2 separate regions of the Homo sapiens genome follow, and region 2 is linked to region 1. The links are chromatin contacts, found by Hi-C or POLR2A ChIA-PET in ENCODE. All regions are on one chromosome and are shown on one strand. Each heading gives the region's core, a stretch centred on a gene start or an enhancer-like site at or near the end of the contact. The rest is flanking DNA. Distances are from core to core; before and after follow the strand shown.

Region 1 (5,062 bases), core at 1,321-3,820:
AACAGCCCACAGGTCTGGAAAAATCCACAGCGAACCTGGCCATCGAGTGGCCTGGGAGAGGGTAGGGTGAGGGTGGGGTATCCAGGGGGAATTGGTTCTGTTAAGAAAGACTACTTCCCTTTCCTTCGAGGTTCGGGGGTTAAACTTTTTTTTAGTAAAAAATAAAGAAACAGCCTGGCCGACATGGTGAAACCCATCTCTACTAAAAATATAAAAATTAGCCAGGCTGAGGCAGGAGAATCACTTCAACTCTGGAGGCGGAGGTTGCAGTGAGCCCAGCTGGAGCCACTGCACTCCAGCCTGGGCAATGGAGCGAGACACCGTCTCAAAAAATATATATATAAATAAAAATAAGAAATTAAGAATGACTTCCCTAGTGGTCTAGTGGTTAAAAAAAAAAATAAAAAAGACTACCGTTTTAAACAGAGAGCACATCCAAGCATTGTTTGCACCATCAAAAGTAAAGAAAACACAAATAAGCCGGGCGCGGTGGCTCACGCCTGTAATCCCAGCACTTTGGGAGGCCGAGGCGGGTGGATCATGAGGTCAGGAGATCGAGACCATCCTGGCTAACAAGGTGAAACCCCGTCTCTACTAAAAATACAAAAAATTAGCCGGGCGCGGTGGCAGGCGCCTGTAGTCCCAGCTACTCGGGAGGCTGAGGCAGGAGAATGGCGTGAACCCGGGAAGCGGAGCTTGCAGTGAGCCGAGATTGCGCCACTGCAGTCCGCAGTCCGGCCTGGGCGACAGAGCGAGACTCCGTCTCAAAAAAAAAAAAAAAAAAAAAAAAAAGAAAACACAAATAAGCCAGGAACAGTGGCTCATGCCTGTAATCCCAGCACTTTGGGAGGCTGAGGTGGGAGGATCGCTTGAGCCCAGGAGTTCTGCAGGAGACTGCAGTGAGCTATGATTGCATCACTGCACTCCAGCCTGCATACCAGAGTGAGACCCTGTCTCAAACAAACAAACAAAAACAAGAAAGGAAGGAAGGAAGGGGAAGAAAGAAAAAAAGAGAAAGAGAAAGGAAAGAAGGAAGGAAGGAAAGAAAGAAAGAAAGAGAAAGAAGAAAGAGAAAGAAGGGGTGGGAAGGGGAGGGGAGGGAGGGAGGAAGGAAGGACGGAAGAAAGGAAGAAAGCAAGCTAAAGTGAAAAGTAGGCTCCCTCCCTGCGAGCCCAAGCCCCTCACCCCAGCTGGAGAACCCGCTGTGAATACTTTCTGGTAGATCCAGCCAGACATCCTGCCTCACGCCAGGCACAAGTGTGTACAGACGACAGGACACAGCACATGTGCACACACACACTCCCAGGAAAGAAAGTGGTCCTCGGGGCACAGTGGAGAAGGCAGGCTGGGATCAGCCTGCACGGGTTCTGGCCCTGGCTCCACCGCGCCAGCTGCGTGACTCTGGACAAAGGCTTCTTTGGCAAGCCTCAGTTTCGCCGAACCTCCCTGTGGGGCTGCCAGCAGCCAGGTGGAGACTCAGGGGCCGCCTTCCCCTGCTGGGCTGAGGCTGGCTCTCCTGTCCTTGCCACACGGCCCCTTTCACCGCCAGTGGAAACCTGCCTCAGGCTGCCCTGTCCCGGGCCCCACCGACTCCACAGAGACGCCGGGCCTCGCCCACTGTTCTGGCAGTAGGCCTTCATGGGCAGGGCTTGCTGTGTGCCAGGCAAGCTGGGCGGCTGCTTCCTGTACACCACCTCCCCTGATATCCTCGCCCTGCCTGAGCCCATTCTGGGACAGCCTCAAGTCCTGTCTCTCCTGCCATCCAGCCCAGGGCACGCTGCTGGTATCCCGTAGCCCTGGCCCCTGGCAGGCTGGCCAGAGGGGCTCCAGGCCCACGCCAGGCCATGGCCTCTGGCAGCTGCCCTGGCCAGCAGCGCGTTCACAGCAGGAAGCCCCCGCTTCTCCTACCTGGGCTCCGGCTTCTTTGCAAGGGGTAGGGGAAGCAGACAGGTCCCAGAGGCTGCTCGGCTCACAGTAAGACCCGTCTAGGCTGCAACGCACCTGAGCCCCGCACTGGGAATCGAGGGCCAGGGGGCCTCTAACCGGCTTTGGGCAAAATAAACTTCCCCGATCTGGACTGTTCTCCACTACGAAACGGGGTGTCTCGGAGATCAAGAGCCCGAGGTCTCCCAGATATTCTGAGACCCTCAAGGGAGTTCCGCCTGGGATTGCCCATCCGCGGAATGGGCAGGAGAGGGAGCGTCGGCCACTCCTGGGACCGCGCTTCCTGCAGGAGAAGCCACGCGGCCAAGGGCTGGGCGTGGCAGGGTTGTCCAAGTTTTCCCTCCCGAACCCCCAGCCGGAGGCGGCCCGCGCTGGAACCCCGGCCGCGGAGGCCCAGACTCTGCTGCCCGCCGCCCCCTGACCCGGTAGCCGAGCCCCAAGTGCTGCCCCGGGTCGCCCCCTCGGGTGTCCAGTCTGCGGCTCCGGCCTCAGTTTCCCTCTGTCCCGCGGCGCTGCCAAGAGTCGCAGCCATGCGGGCCCCCACTTCCCGCTGCCCCCTCCGCGTCCCGTCCTCACTCACCAGCGGCGAGGGCACGCTCCGGGAAGGGCACTGCCTGGCAGGAGTTAGCCAGGCCGCTGTCCCCGCATCCGCCCCGCCCCTCCCAGCCGCCAGGCCCCGCCCCTCTCAGTCGCCCGGCCCCGCCCCGCCCCGCCTGGCAGCCCGGGCACTGGGCCCACTCGCGTCCCCGCGGGACCGGGAGCTCACTCCTCAAAGCCACCTCTCCCGCGGGACGCGCTTCTGCCTCCCCCCGGCCGCGAGCAAGTCTCTCGGCTCCTCCTCCTCCCCATGGTGACCGGTGACGGCCGCCCGGCCAGACCCAACATCTAAAACGTTGCCGTGTGTCCAACGGCGTGTCGTTTGTCGTCTCTTCTAGCCTCACTTTTCCCATCTATAAAATGCAGCAACAAGACCGATCTCCGAGTGGGGAATTACCTCTCCTGAGGCCAAGGCCCTGAGCGTCCTGCTGCCCAGCAGCCTTGGCCCCATTTCCGGAGCACCCCAGTTCCTTGAGCTGTTGACGCAGGGCACGGAGGCAGCGCGCTGCACTCTTAGTCCTGGCCCAGCCACTTTCTGACTGGCTCTCTGGGCCTCCATCTCCTCATCTGTAAAATGGGCACAAAGTCGTGGGACTGATGAGGCCGCAACGCGGTGATGCAGGCAGGACACCCCTCAGATGCTCGGCGCTCAGTGAGGGGAGGCTGCCATCATCACAGCCCAGAGGTGGCCTCCAGCTGCCCAGGTCCACTCCCATGCAGGGTGTGTCCAGCCCCAGGCCCTTGGCACTATGGCTGTCTTGCTGCAGTTCAAGGCTGTCCCAGCTCCCTCCAGACAACTCAGCCTGGCAACGCCCCATCAGCCTGAACCAGCCACGTTGGCCCAAACTGATCCTGCAGGGTCCAAGGAGAACTGTGGCTACTTCTACCCAGACACAGAAGCCAGGAGCCTCCTTGGGGACCAGCCAGGCTGCAGTATGGCTTTCCTAGGACCTGGCATTTTTGCCTTTGTGAGCCTCTTCCTCTATTAAAAAACAAACATACATAAATCTATTTTTTACTGTGTTGGCCTGAAGACAAGGATAACCCAGGCTTGGTTCCATTCTTCATTCATCTTTTTCTTCTGGGTTTCTTTTTTTTTTTTTTTGAGACGGAGTTTCGCTCTTGTCTCCTAGGCTAGAGTACAATGGCACAATCTCGGCTCACTGCAACCTCTGCCTCCTGGGTTCAAGTGATTCTCTCCTCCCTCAGCCTCCCGGTAGCTGGGATTACAGGCGCCTGCCACCATGCCCGGCTAATTTTTGTATTTTTAGTAGAGATGGGGTTTCACCATGTTGGCCAGGCTAGTCTCGAACTCCTGACCTGAAGTGATCCACTGCCTCGGCCTCCTAAAGTGCTAGGATTACAGGCGTGAGCCACCGCACCTGGCAGCTTTGTTTTTTTTTTTTTTTTTCTTTTTTAAAATTCCTTCTGGCCAGGCACGGTGGCTCATGCCTGTAATCCCAGCACTTTGGGAGGCCGAGGTGGGTGGATCACTAGGTCAGGAGTTCGAGACCAGCCTGGCCAACATGGTGAAACCCCATCTCTACTAAAAATACAAAAATTAGCTGGGCATGGTGGTGTGTGCCTGTAATCCCAGCTACTTGGAAGGCTAAGGCAGGAGAATCTCTTGAACCCAGGAGGCAGAGGTTGCAGTGAGCTGAGACGGTGCCACTGCACTCCAGCTTGGTGACAGAGCGAGACTCCGTCTCAAAAAAAAAAAAAAAAAATCCCTTCTTAGCCGGGCGTGGTGGCTCACACCTGTAATCCCAGCACTTTGTGAGGCCGAGGCCGGTGGATCACCTGAGGTCAGCAGTTCGCCACCAGCCTAACCAACATGGTGAAACCCAGTCTCTACTAAAAATACAAAAATTAGCTGGGCATGGTGGCAGGCGCCTGTAATCCCAGCTACTCAGGAGGCTGACACAGGAGAATCGCTTGAACCGGGAGGTGGAGGTTTCAGTGAGCCAAGATCACGCCATTGCACTCCAGCTTGGGTGACACAGTGAGACTCTTTCTCAAAAAAACAAAACAAAAAATAAAATAAAATAAAAATAAGACACACATGTGGCTGGTTGCAGTGGCTCACGCCTGTAATCCTAGCACTTCGGGAGGCCGAGGCAGGCAGATCACTTCAGGTCAGGAGTTGGAGACCAACCTGGCCAACACGGTGAAACCCCATCTCTACTAAAAATACAAAAATTAGCTGGGCGTTGTGGCGGGCACCTTTAATCCCAGCTACTCGGGAGGCTGAAGCATGAGAATCACTTTAACCCGGGAGGTGGAGGCTGCAGTGAGTCGTGATCACACCTCTGCACTCCAGCCTGGGTGATAAAGCAAAACTCAATTTAAAAAAAAAAAAAAAAACCACACACGTGTACACATTACAACAATAATACCAGGTGTGCCCATTCCCCAGTTATGACCAGAACATTACGAGAGTCCTAGGAGCGCCCTGGTGACCTCCCCAGCGATTCCTCCCCTCCCCAGAGATCACCTTTACTTTGACTTGGGTTGATCACGC
Region 2 (4,732 bases), core at 271-2,770, 250 kb after region 1:
CTACTTCCAGGATGGTTGTAAGAATTACAGAGAACACCCACAAAGAGGCTAAAATTGTGTGTGGTACTTTTTTTCTCTTTTGGCAAAAACTCTTTTTCCTACCCCGATGTTACACACAAAATGTAGACATGGTGTATATTGCGTAATCTTCGTTTAAGGTTCTTATGCTTATTTTGGGGAGAGTTGTGTTTCTGATGGTATTTGGCTGTTCTGGGATTTCTGAACAGGCTGCTGCAGCCTGCTCTTCAGAGCACTGTATACCTACCTTTTTCAGGAATGAGTTATATTCATGTGAATTCCTTCTAAGCCAGTGAGAAAATAGTTTTCCTAAGATCCTGCCCTTCTTTGGTGGGTGACCCTCCCCCTGAGCTATAGTGGACATTTCCATTGTGGTTCAGATAGACTTTGTCGTCCTATGGGGCAGATCAGGGCCCTCGACGTGTGGGCTGCCTTTGTCTTGGCCATGTTTGGCTGACCCTGAATCTCGTGACTCTTCAGAATTACGTGTTTTTAAATGGGTGGTTTTCACAGTTTAGAATACACAACCTAAGCAATGCTTGGACGCTTATGAAAACAGACGTCAACATTGGACAGACTTTGACGTTGAGATTAGAGCAGAAAGCAGCCTTTGCTGCCCAATCTCTACCCAGTAATGGAGGTTTTTCTCATGATGTGATGGGTTTTAACCAAGCTGTCCTTTGTCCCCCTTGGTCAGTCAGTCAGGCTCATGCCTGGCCTGAGCTTGGGGCTGGGACACAGAGGTGAGTGTGACAGGGACAGTCCCTTGTCCTCTTGGAGCTCACAGGCCAGCAGCAGCACAAGACAGTTCCACAAGTGACTGCCATTTCCCTTGGACAGTTTTCAGCACTGCTGCCATCCCTGTCCATGGCCACTGTCCCCTAGCTTGGCAGGTGTTGCTTGGCTGGTGTTGCCAGGGCCTGGTGCCATGCACAGCACATGGGAGGGACTTACATACTTGAAGGAGTGGGTGGCGGTGGGTGGTCAGGTAGATATGACTGAAGGTCTCACAGGAGCCTCTCCTGCTGTGTTCCAGCAGCTGCAGAATTGGCCTGGTTCCCACAGGCGGCTTCCTGCTTTTAGGGCAAACAGGGCAGGGACCAGCCCTGGCCAGCACCAATCCCTTTTACCCATCCACCCACCAGGAGCACTGCAGGGAGCCAGCCGGGCAGTTTATTTTGGCTGGCTGCTGCAGGCCGTCGAATCTGTCATTTTTGTTTTCAGCTCTTTCATGCCCTTTGGTGTATGACATCTACAACATTGTCTTCGGCCTGCGTGCTCAGCCATTCCCGATACTGGGAAAAATCAAATTCCACTTTCAGTGGAGGAAAAGAAAGCAGAATTTGGGGTGCACCGTCGCAGGTCAGGCTCAGCCAGCAGTGATGGCCTGCTGCTGTTCTGTGATGGGCTGCCCAGGCCAGGGACAGCACTTGCTGGTAGTTGGGCACTGGGCCAGCGGCACCAATGAGCCTGTTGACACCCAGAGTTTATTTTGTCTGAGGTCACAGGACACCTGCATGGCAAGGCCAAGTCTAAATGACTCCCGAGCCCGAGTGGTCTCTGAGCGTCCTCTCTACACTTACCGTTTCTGCAGCCACACGCGGGAGCATCGCACACGCGGAGACAGGAAAAGGTGGATGAATGAGGTCACCTTTCCTTCTGTTGTGCAGACAGACCTGTCTTCCCCCCGTGTGAATGCCATCATTCTGAATGCAGAGAAAGAGTTCTTTGGTTTTTGCGTTGAGGGAATTTAGCACTTCGGGGTTTTGTGCTGTCAAGAAGCTTGTCTTCTGAAGATAAAATTTTTTAAATTTTTTTTGTGCATTTCTGTAGATGAAGATAAAATTTTATTTTCTTATTTGATCTCAGTGATGTCAGAATAACTTTTTAAAACTGTTTAAGAGACACATTTTTCCTTTCTATTCAGTAACAAATCTCCTTTCATTTTAGAGCCGGTGGGGTCCGTAGTGCTCATTAGACTGTGGTGGGCTTAGCTCCATGGAGACATTTGTGGATAAACGATTGTTTGAGCTGGGCACAGTGCAGGGGGGCGGAGCTGGGGTGCCCAGGCACAGAGATGGGGAGAGGAGCCCACATTCCACTAGTGGGGACTGGTAGGGTAACAGGAGTCATAAAGTAAACCAGGATTCGGGTGCAGGGGGCTAGGGCCAGGGTGGAGGTAGACTGGAGTGCAGTATGGGGGGGCTGTGGAAGCACCAAACTGGGAAGAGGAGGGAACGGAAGGAGGTGGGGAGGCTTCCTGGAAGAATTGATCCTCCAGCTTTTCCCAGCTGGCGTTTCCCCACTAGATCATCGGCTTTGGACCTTAGGGGTCGAGCCAGTTTTGGATGTCTCTCACACTCCCTGTCAGTCAGGGGGTGCCTTGGGAATTCTGCCAAAAGCCTCAGGTCTTCAGCGAGCTTAGGGACCGGGCAGGTGATCTCGCCATGGCAGCTCTTCCAGCAAGGTGATGCCTGCATCAGTGGGGGCGCCTCCCTGAGGAGTGAGGGAGAGCAAAAACGGCAGCCACATACCAAATTCCTGCCACTTGCTGGGTGCTCGGCTGAAGGCAAGTGAGCAGTGCATGTCTTCCCAGAGACCCAGGGCTCCAGGATGGGAGATGGCACACAGGGCGGCATATGCTGTGCATGTGAACGCCATGTAGGGTGTCGCGGGGCCTTCTCGACATCTGTGTAACACGCACCAAGGGAGCAGAGCATGGGGAGCCTGGCCGACGGCCTTGAGGAAGAGTTAGTTCAACACAGCTTTGCGTAAACACATCCTTTCTTTCTATGTTGTCTATCTTATGTGTTCTGCCTTTGGAGTTAGGATCTGAAAATTGCAATTTCTGGGTTTCTGTGTCATCTATTTTTTATTTTGTCATTTTGAACATTTCAGTTAAAGATTCGTAACTCAGTGTGTCTTTATGATTGTTGAAATCTGGGATTCATGCTTTTAAATGATCAAACGGCAAGGGGTGCTTTCAGGGTAGTGAGCTCCATTTTCTTCACCTTCGTACTTGAGGATACAGGTTTCAGGAACAGAGGATACGGCCAGTCAGTGTTGGGAGCAAGAACTGAAAACCCCAAGTTGAGACAGAATTGAGGCCCCGAGGAAAGGACAGGACTAGTGCTGGGTCAGAATCGAGTCTGGATTGTAGATCAGACTCAAGGCGATTCTGAATCTCTAACCCTCTTGGGCCCTGCAAGGTAAATAGCATCACCTCATTTGCAGATGGCGAGCCCCAGTGAGGTTAGGTGTTAGTCTGAGCTTGTGGTTCAAGGCAGCACCGAAGTGTGGAACTCCCAGGGCCTACATTCCAGGGCTGAGACAAGTTGGGAGCCCAGTGGTGGATGAGCTGGTGGGAAGTTTGGGGACCAGGACGAGTGGAATCCCATAGAAATGAGGATGTGGAAATTGCAGTTTGGCACCTGAAAGCAAGGCACGGACTAGATGGTTTTTCAAGGACCCCTGTTACTCTTTGGTGTTTTCAAACACACATCACAGATTTCACAACCCTAATATCAACAGTCATCCCCGTTTGGAAAGGAAGATTCAGCATAGGGGTTAGGATAGGTTGGAAGAAAGTTGCCTGAAGCTGTCACCATGGGGACATCTGGCAGGTGTGTACAGGATACAACATCTGCCAGGCACACGCACACCCTCCCCAGGGAAGGTGGGTGAGAGGTAGTGACTCTGCAGGGCACAGTCCTGAGGAGAAGGGACTCAGTCCTGGAGCCCCCTCTAGCTGCCTGGGACGTGGGTTGGCTTAGGGATAAACTAACTCAGGCCCTGGATTTCCCTGAAAGCTTTGTAGCTGCAGTGAAGGCCCGGTGAGGCCCTGCAGCTGGCTGTGCTTATGTGACTCTCTCAGGAATGCGGCAGAAGCGCCGGGAGTTGCTCTTCTGCCGGCCATGAAGTTACTGGCTGATGACGTGCTAAGAGTTGATTCCTTTTAGCTACCATGGAGAGAGCTCGTGTGACTCGCAGGATTGAGAACTGATAAATAGGCCGGGCGCGGTGGCTCACACCTGTATTCCCAACACTTTGGGAGGCTGAGGTGGGTGGATCACTTGAGGTCAGGAGTTCAAGACCAGCCTGGCCAACATGGCGAAGCCCTGTCTCTACTAAAAATACAAAAATTAGCCAGGCGTGGTGGTGCATGTCTGTAATCCCAGCTACTTGGGAGGCTGAGGCAGGAGAATCGCTTGAACCCAGGAGGCAGAGGTTGTGGTGAGCCGAGATCATGCCACTGCTGAGATGCACCACTGTCCAGCCTGGAAGACAGAGCGAGACTCCATCTCAAAAAAAAAAGAACTGACAGATAAAGGATCATGAGTTGTTTGGTTGACCATGCCTCTGAGATCTCAGCGACTTCTCAGTCCCTTCCTTTCCAGGGGGAATGGAAATCCCAGCTCCCAGCACTGTTTGGGCTCTGAGAAGATAGGGTGTCCTCTTTCTGCCTGGCATGGATGATGGAGACATATAGAGGCATAGTAGTTGCCCTCAGAACCCACTATTTTGATGCATTTTGGCATGTGACAGCACATGTCCACCAGGGGGAGGGGTAATCTGTGGGGGAAGCGTCCTGGGGCAGCAGAGCCCCCAGCTCACTCTCCGTGGGCCTCATGGCATTTTCCTCAGCTGTGAGAAAGCGGCCTTGCCTCAGAGCTGTCTTCAGCTACCGCCTCAAACATCGCTTCCTCCAGGCAGC

Evidence for each region. Hi-C counts contacts between places; a loop is a spot of excess contacts on that map. ChIA-PET counts read pairs that join two places held with the same protein, here RNA polymerase II (POLR2A). Pooled maps may share reads with other maps.
Region 2: a loop to region 1 is called in a pooled map of posterior vena cava, with 28 times the contacts of the local background. The contact joins the enhancer-like site here to the promoter of TSPO in region 1. A Hi-C loop is called at or near these places in 2 of 50 pooled maps. POLR2A ChIA-PET finds 5 or more read pairs at or near these places in 3 of 52 experiments (OCI-LY7, WTC11 and activated CD4-positive, alpha-beta T cell).

What each region holds. Positions count from the first base shown.
Region 1 is chr22:43,149,067-43,154,128 of GRCh38, reverse strand. TSPO (translocator protein) reads right to left here and starts at 2,570. Exons shown (of 4, transcript NM_000714.6): 1 at 2,525-2,570. RefSeq lists an enhancer at 1,878-1,977 and a silencer at 2,599-2,818.
Region 2 is chr22:42,902,209-42,906,940 of GRCh38, reverse strand. All of the region lies in intron 2 of PACSIN2 (protein kinase C and casein kinase substrate in neurons 2), which reads left to right. Among named protein-coding and RNA genes, the nearest start is that of ARFGAP3, 47 kb to the right of the region's middle. RefSeq lists enhancers at 340-1,015, 1,910-2,430. Within about 2 kb of position 1,520, at least 17 of the 41 ENCODE cell types and tissues checked have a DNase peak (open chromatin) inside an H3K27ac peak, as active enhancers do.